Linked DNA regions of Homo sapiens: region 2 is linked to region 1. Evidence: chromatin contacts called from ENCODE Hi-C data. All regions are on one chromosome and are shown on one strand. The core of a region is the stretch at or near the end of the contact, and the rest is flanking DNA. Distances in the headings are between cores, read along the strand shown.

Region 1 (3,681 bases), core at 472-2,971:
TTCTAAATGTGGGTGTTTTTTGGTTTAGGAAAATAGTTACTTTTTATAAAAATATATTAATTATGTTATAATTAATTGCTTTATTGTGATAATGTTTAAATAAATATATTTTAAATTCCTCAGCTTTAATTTCTAAAACTGTAAATATTGATAGGTATAATCCTTATAAACAAAAACTCTTTTTCATCCTTAATAATTTCTTTAAGAGTGTAAAGGAAGCCAGGCAAGGTGGCTTGCATCTATAATCCCAGTGCTTTGGGAGGCTGAAGTGGGAGGATTGCTTGAGCATAGTAAAACACCATCTCCACAAACAGCAACAACAAAACCCAGACTGTAAAGGAATCCTGAGACCAAACAGTTTGAGAACTGCATGTCTAGTGGATAAGCACCGAGGCTCTGGAGTTAGTATGCTTGGTTTGAAACCTGGCTTTGTGATCTTAGGCAAGTTACTTGACCAGAGACTTAATTTCCTTATCAGTAAACTAGGCTATGTCACAGTTATTGTGAGCAACAAATGAAATAATGCATTATTCATTATTTCATAAACGATCATTTCATGAATATTTCATCAAGTAATTTATTGAATACTGTATCTATGTATACAAAACCCTGTGGTTGCTGCTTTGAAGGATGTAAAATGACACAAGCCACAGCTCCCACTAGCAAGAGGTTTGCTGTCAAGGGTGAGATTTCTGGATTTGTAGTTAGCACCTTTGGGTTCAGTTCCCAGTTCCACCCTTGACCAGCTGATCTGACTTTCAGCATGCCACTTGCCGTTGGCTAAGGCCAGATCCTGAAGGCATCTTCGATGGTCCACAGAGCAGACAGTAAATTCCCACTTGCATCTTTGAAGCATCACTGCCTCCTGCCTCAGTTTAACAATTGGTTTTGTCCTTCCCTTTGAAAATGAACTGCACTACCTTTCCTCCCAAGCTAATGTAACCATGCCACTAGAGGGCACCTCCTGCCTTCTCAGTCAGTCGCAGCTTCCTCTAATTTGGAAATGATCTTTCAGCTGAGATGGGTGGTACGTTGGGGTTCGATGTCTTTAGGATTCCTCAGCTTGATGGATGTGGTAAGTTTTGTCCGAAAATCCTGATTGTTTTTTGCTTTTTCCTTTTTTCTTGTTTTTTTCTTTTACATCAGACCTCTTTTAATAAAACTGGGGTGGAGAGGTTGGTGGAAGGGAGGGCGCTGTTACCACCGCCACCTGACATTGATAAGTACTTACTGGCTGCCAGATCAGTGCTAAGTGCCTCACACGCATCGTCCTTTGGACTCTCAGAGAAACGCCATGGGGTGTGGGTATGCGTGAGCATTCATTATTGATGGTTGGAAACTTGGGCTCTGATTGGTTAAGTAACTTTTGCAACATCCAGCTAGAAGGCACACTTGGTACCACGAAGCGGTCTCCATAGAAGCTGGCCTCACCTGGCTGTTAAGTCAAGCAGGGAGCGGCGGGTCTTGCTGCTCTAGGACAGTAGTTCTCAGCCTTATCAGACATAAAAGCCCCTTTCTGTATGAAACATTTCGTAACACCTCCTGTACTACCCTGAAGTGATATCCACAGGCAGTGTGTGCCTATGCTTACATGTCCGCTTACATACAATGCAAAGGAAACCTTCTCCTTTTAGGAAAGTATGTCTTACAAGTATTAGGCTTGTCTATCTACACCAGAGGACAAAGGTGCCGGGCTAATTTCGAAACTGCCCACCAGGGGGCGGCATACCACATTCCCTGCTGCGATCAGCTCGCACAGACAGTCCCCCTCCGTGGTGGCTTTGGCTGTTTCCCCTTCAACTGGAATTGCCCCGTTAGACTCTTCCTGAGGTCCCCGGAGTGGCACAGGGGGTTGTGGTGGAGAGTGAAGCGAAGAAGTCACAGAGCGTGGAGCTGACCCTCATGTTAGTGTGATAGATTTCTAGTCACGTGTACCCACCATGAGTACAGTCAGATGCTTTAAAATTTTAGTTTCCTTACTGAGTGATTTGCTTACAAAGTGATTAGGAAGTAATATGTTTATTTTCATTGATACTGCTTTAAAAATTTTTTTATATTATAGTCAGTGAGCAGTATTCGTTTAATATTTTTCTTTAAATCAATTCAATTTTTCTTTAACATGAATACATATATTTAAACGGAAACTTTAATGTGTCAATGGAAAACTTGCATCATTTGACATAATCGGAGGGTAACCAAGACGAAAAGAAAAAAAGCAATGGTACTAAGTTCTTGCTGATACTGATGCGGTTTCCCACCAAGGATCCATTTTCTCTCTTAAAAGAGTTTCTTAAAGAAATATTTAAGGAAAGCTGTTAAAGATATATTAGCACTGAATTGAGATTATCCTTAAAGTAATCAGAGAGGCTAAAAGAGAAGTGAAAAGGGAATGGTTTTCTCATGATGTCGACCAACATTATTTTATTTTTATTTTTTAATTTCAATAGTTTTTGGGGAACAGGTGGTATTTGGTTACATGGATAAGCTCTTTAGTGGTGATTTCTGAGATTTCCGTGCGCCCATCACCAGAGCAGTGTACACTGTACCCAATGTCCCGTCTTTTGTCCCTCATCCCTCTCACCCTTTCCCCCGGAGTCCCTAAAGTCCATTATATCATTCTTATGCCTTTGCATCCTCATAGCTTAGCTCCCACTTAAAAGTGAGAACATACGATATTTGGTTTTCCATTCCTGAGTTACTTCACTTAGGATAATAGTTTCCAACTCCATCCGGGTTGCCGCGAATGCCATGATTTCATTCCTTTTTGTGGCTGAGTAGTATTCCACGGGGTATATATACCACGTTTTCTTTATCCACTCGTTGGTTGGTGGGCATTTAGGTTGGTTCCATATTTTTGTAATTGTGAATTGTGATGCTATAAACATGAGTGTGCGTGTGTCATTTTCATGTAATGACTTCTTTTCCTTTGGGTGGATACCCAGTAGTGGGATTGCTGGATCGAATAGCAGATCCAATTTTAAGATCAACACTATTTAAAGTTTTGTCTGTGTACCAGTAAAATCATCTCCTATATACCAGTGGACACAGTGTCTCCCCCTGTGGAGACAGTGGATGGCTTCCTGGGCTGGAGTCGAGGGACTGCTTGCTAGCTGTGTGTTCTGCACTGGTTGCTTGCCCTCCCTGAGCCTTGCTGTCCTCATCTATAAAATGAAGAGGTAGGAGGAGATAATCGCTGTAATTCTTTGGGATCTAATGGTCTAAGACTCTCTGAAGTACTGATTCTTATTGGAAGGAGATACAGTACTTAGCAGGACATCCTCCTTTTTGTGTGCCTACAGCCTTTGAAGGGGCACGGAAAGCTGCAGATTCTCCAAAATCCCAGCTGACACCCCCATCTCTTGAGAGGCAATTCAACCTCCAGGAAGAGCCAGCAGCTTAGACCCTGGAGTCCAAGAGACCTGGATTTAAATCATTGCTCTGCCTTCTACTAGTTTTGTAACTTTCAGCAGATCACTGAACCTCTTTGGCTTCAGCTCCCTTGTCTATAAATTAGGAACAATAATGCTATTTATCCTTATTTTGAAGATCAAATTATTATATGCATGGTAATTGCTTACCATAGTGTCTGGACCATAACTTAGCTGTTATTATGGTAATTCCTAAGGTTCTTCAAAAATGAAACAACTTTCCTGGAAGTAAGCCACTGGGGAAGTTATTTGG
Region 2 (3,681 bases), core at 687-3,186, 190 kb after region 1:
TCTAAGCTCCTATAGCACCTCTGCAACCACACATCCCAGCCCAGAGAGCATTGTCCCATAGTCACTGGTGCTCCTTTTGCCCCTTCATTGAGCTGTAAAATCCTGAAAGCAGGAGCAATGTTCTATTAGACTTTATGTCCCTAGTCTCTAGGACAGTATATGCCACAGAGTAGATGCTTACTGAATGTTTGTTGACTGACCCAATAAATGAAAGGCTCTTCTAAAGAAATGTAGACACTGGCAGAGGTGGGAAGAAGCAGGCCCTTCTGTTTGTTGTTGGTGAGTGTCTCAACTGGTACAACGTCTTGGGAAGAATCAACCAGAATAAAAAAATGCACATACTGGCCAATTTAGCAATTATGCTCTAAGAATACTGTAGAGAAACTCAAACACATATATAAACAGATGATGGCTCAACCATCCAACGAATTCTAGCAGTCATTAAAAAAAATAAAAGATGAGGCAGCTCTCTATTGAATGTCTACCTGTCTGTCTACACATAGGAAATATTCTTTAAAATTCATTAGGTTAAAAAAGCACAGTCCTAAACAGTGGGAACGGTATGCTTCCACTTGTGAAGGATGTGCTTGTGTATATGCCATACTTGTCTGTTTCTGTGCACCTTTGGGAAGGACACACAGAAGCTGCTAATCGTTGTTGTGCCTGAGGTGGTGGGAAGAGAGGAGGGAGGGACACTTACTTTCCACCATCAGCTTTTGGTTCCTTTCAATTATGTAACCCTGTGGGCTATGACTATTATGGCAACATTTTCCTGGTTGCTGGGGAGCTGGAGGCTAACACTGTTTAGGGCAGTGATGGTTTTGTCCTGTCTAAGGCTCTGGCCTTAATGACATTTAGTTTGAATCAAGAACTGGGAAAGTCCAATGTTAGTAAATGCTCACTTAAATAGGAACACATGGATTGTTAGGGGAAGCTTTTCCCAAACGGGGCATAAGCCCAAAGAAAAAAACTCAGTGGTGAAGCAAGAAGGGAGTTTTCCAGATCTTGTCAGTTCCCACCTCTTGTGAACAGTGTCACTGAGGCTGGGTCCCCCCACCCCGATTTGAGACACTGGGGAACAAGGGGAGTACAGATAGGCTTCACTGCTTCCTGCCCTGTGTGATCACATCACTTCCAGAAAGATTCTGTGTACTTGGCTAATTAAATCAGGACTCTTATCTAACCTTACAGTGGGAGTGTGTGTATGTGGGCTGTCCCACCGATTTGGAGCAGACTGGGAGTGCTGCATAAATCTCTTCCAAAGAAAGAAAGGCAGACCAAGATTAGTGAAAGGAGGCAGAGGTCCAATGACACCTCCTTCGCTCCTCTCTGTTGCATTCTCTTCAGAAGGGTGGGGTGGCGGGGGGGATGTCCACAAAGGAAAGCAGTGTGGAAGTTTGGAGGAGCCTAACTGGCCCCAATACAAATTTTATGATTAGGAAGATATTCTGTGGTCTGATGGCACTGAAAAACATTCTGCAAGTGGCATTTTTACACAAAGACTCTCTGCTGAAATCTTGGCTGCGTACAGACAAGGAGAAAAAAAACCCATTTCATTTTCCATCTGCCAGTACTATTAAACATTGGCTTGGGACTCAACTCACCATTTTTATAAGTATATTACCCCCACCTTAAAGCCACAGATTTTATTGCAGGCAATTAGGTGACAATCACTGATGGTTTCTTGTTTTTTTTTGTCATAAAAGAAAAAAAAACAGCTTTTGTTGTTGCTGTTTTTGTCGATTGTTATTTTTGATTTAGAGCAAAGGGCCAAGGAAGCCAACAACTGGCTTCTTTAGAAGGTGGTAGAATGCTCCCTGGAGGTTTCAGAGGCAAATTTTGACTGAGTTCACTAAGGGAAGGTAAAGAACTGGTGATTCCAAGAGATGATCAGAACAGATTGGGTGCCAGATGGGCAGGTGCAGGAAGGCACAGAAGGCAGGTGGAAGGGGACAAGTGCAGAGAGTCTGTCAGGAGTGGGTGGGGGTGGGCACCGAGACAGCCACCTGGGGCTGCCACAGGAGCTCTCTAGGGACGGCTTCAAGGATCTGACACCAGCTAGATGTATTTGATGGGTTAGCACAAGAGTCCTTAAAGGCTGCATACTTCACTCCCTTCAGCAAATGCCTCCCAAGCTGTAGAAAGTGCCAATTTGAGCCAAGTGAAGACTCTTTCCTGGTGGGGTGATGGCCTGCTTATGGAGGGTCCCCATCTTGGCTGCTCCTTAGAATTATCAGAAATTAAAATATAAGTGCTCAGGACTCACACAAGACCAAATATACCAGGATCTCAGGGGAGAGAGTTCAACAACTGTATTTCATGGAAACTCCCCATTTTCTCTTTATGACATCAGATATGTGAACATTTGTTCAAGGCAGACAGCTTCCCTTTAGAAAGATCATTTAAAACTTCCATTAGGTATCTGTCTAGAACACACAATTTTAAGAATTAAATCCTCAAAATAAACTCATGAGCCAGAACAATTGTCTTCATTTTAACAATGGGTAGGTTGAGGCTTCCATTTCAGTAAGCCCACCAAAGTCACAGAGCTAGTACATGGGGTAGCTGAGATGAAAACCTGACACATTAGACTCCACGTGTGCCTAATTCATAGCTGGAAGTTAGCCTGCAGGTCAGCAAAACATTATGTTATTTGATCTTTAGAACAGCCTGGTGAGAATTGTAAGTAAAGTATTTTCAGGTGGTGAAAGAGACATAGAAGGAGGTTTAACATGTTGCTTAAGGTTACCCAGCAAGCCAGTAGCAGAACTAAAACCAGAACCTCCATTTCCTAACTCTTAGCCCAGTGCCCTTCCTCAAAACTACTCAAAAATACAATTGTTCCACTAACCCCAGATTTTTAAGTGACCTTATTACATAAGAGTATACTTAGCTGTTCATAAAAAGAACATATCACCATCTTCCCTTCACCAGGCAACAAGAATTGGAACTTAACTCGTGTCAATTTCCTTACTGCTCCTGAATGAACTTAGTCAGAACTTGCCTTTGGGACTGCCAGCCAGGGCAGGATGATGACATCTAGGATCTGGAGATAGCTCTGGGGTTAGTGTGTCCCTCTCACTGGCCATCAGCTAAAAGCCCTGCATCCAAGATTTACTGCCTGGACCAGGGATGCAGTTTTTCTGGGCTGCTGAGACTTGTCAGACTGAACAAGGGGCAGTGAATTGATGTGACCCAACTGAGATCCACAAAGGAAAGCTTCCTTTTTCTCCCGCTCATTTTCTGGGGGAGACATACTCAGGCATGTGGGATGCCTGTGGTATCTAGAACTGGAAGATGCCAACGACACACAGAATCTGTGCCTAATGAGAATTCACTAAGGTCATTTTACAAATATTTAAGAAAATAACTCGGGGAAGTGCATTACATTTATGGGGGCAAAATTAAGAAGGATGTAGCAATATACACACCTTGTTATTATCTCGTTTGGGAAAATAAAAAAAACCATGAAAATCTTCCTGAAGACATCTATGGATCATTTCACTTGTGTATTTATGAAGGTCATATGTCTTAACACACTGTTCTTGCCTTATCCTTGCTAATGTTGCATTTCCGTGCATGACAATAACCCGAGAGGGAACTCAACTTTGTCCTCACCCAAAGTTAGATGAGTAATGACCCAGAACAGAGGCTCACAGTGTTTCTTCTTTGTCACAGTCA

Evidence for each region. A loop is a pair of places that touch in the nucleus more often than their neighbours do. Pooled maps may share reads with other maps.
Region 2: a loop to region 1 is called in a map of endothelial cell of umbilical vein, with 8 times the contacts of the local background. The contact joins two enhancer-like sites. A Hi-C loop is called at or near these places in 4 of 168 maps with a recorded cell type or tissue (Caco-2, Calu3, endothelial cell of umbilical vein and 1 more), 10 of 37 single-sample maps with no recorded cell type and 7 of 50 pooled maps.

What each region holds. Positions count from the first base shown.
Region 1 is chr5:160,437,595-160,441,275 of GRCh38, forward strand. No RefSeq gene overlaps it. Among named protein-coding and RNA genes, the nearest start is that of PTTG1, 18 kb to the left of the region's middle. RefSeq lists a silencer at 1,287-1,346. Within about 2 kb of position 1,722, at least 23 of the 41 ENCODE cell types and tissues checked have a DNase peak (open chromatin) inside an H3K27ac peak, as active enhancers do.
Region 2 is chr5:160,627,241-160,630,921 of GRCh38, forward strand. The region is part of intron 13 of ATP10B (ATPase phospholipid transporting 10B (putative)); the gene reads right to left. Among named protein-coding and RNA genes, the nearest start is that of MIR146A, 140 kb to the left of the region's middle. Within about 2 kb of position 1,937, at least 3 of the 41 ENCODE cell types and tissues checked have a DNase peak (open chromatin) inside an H3K27ac peak, as active enhancers do.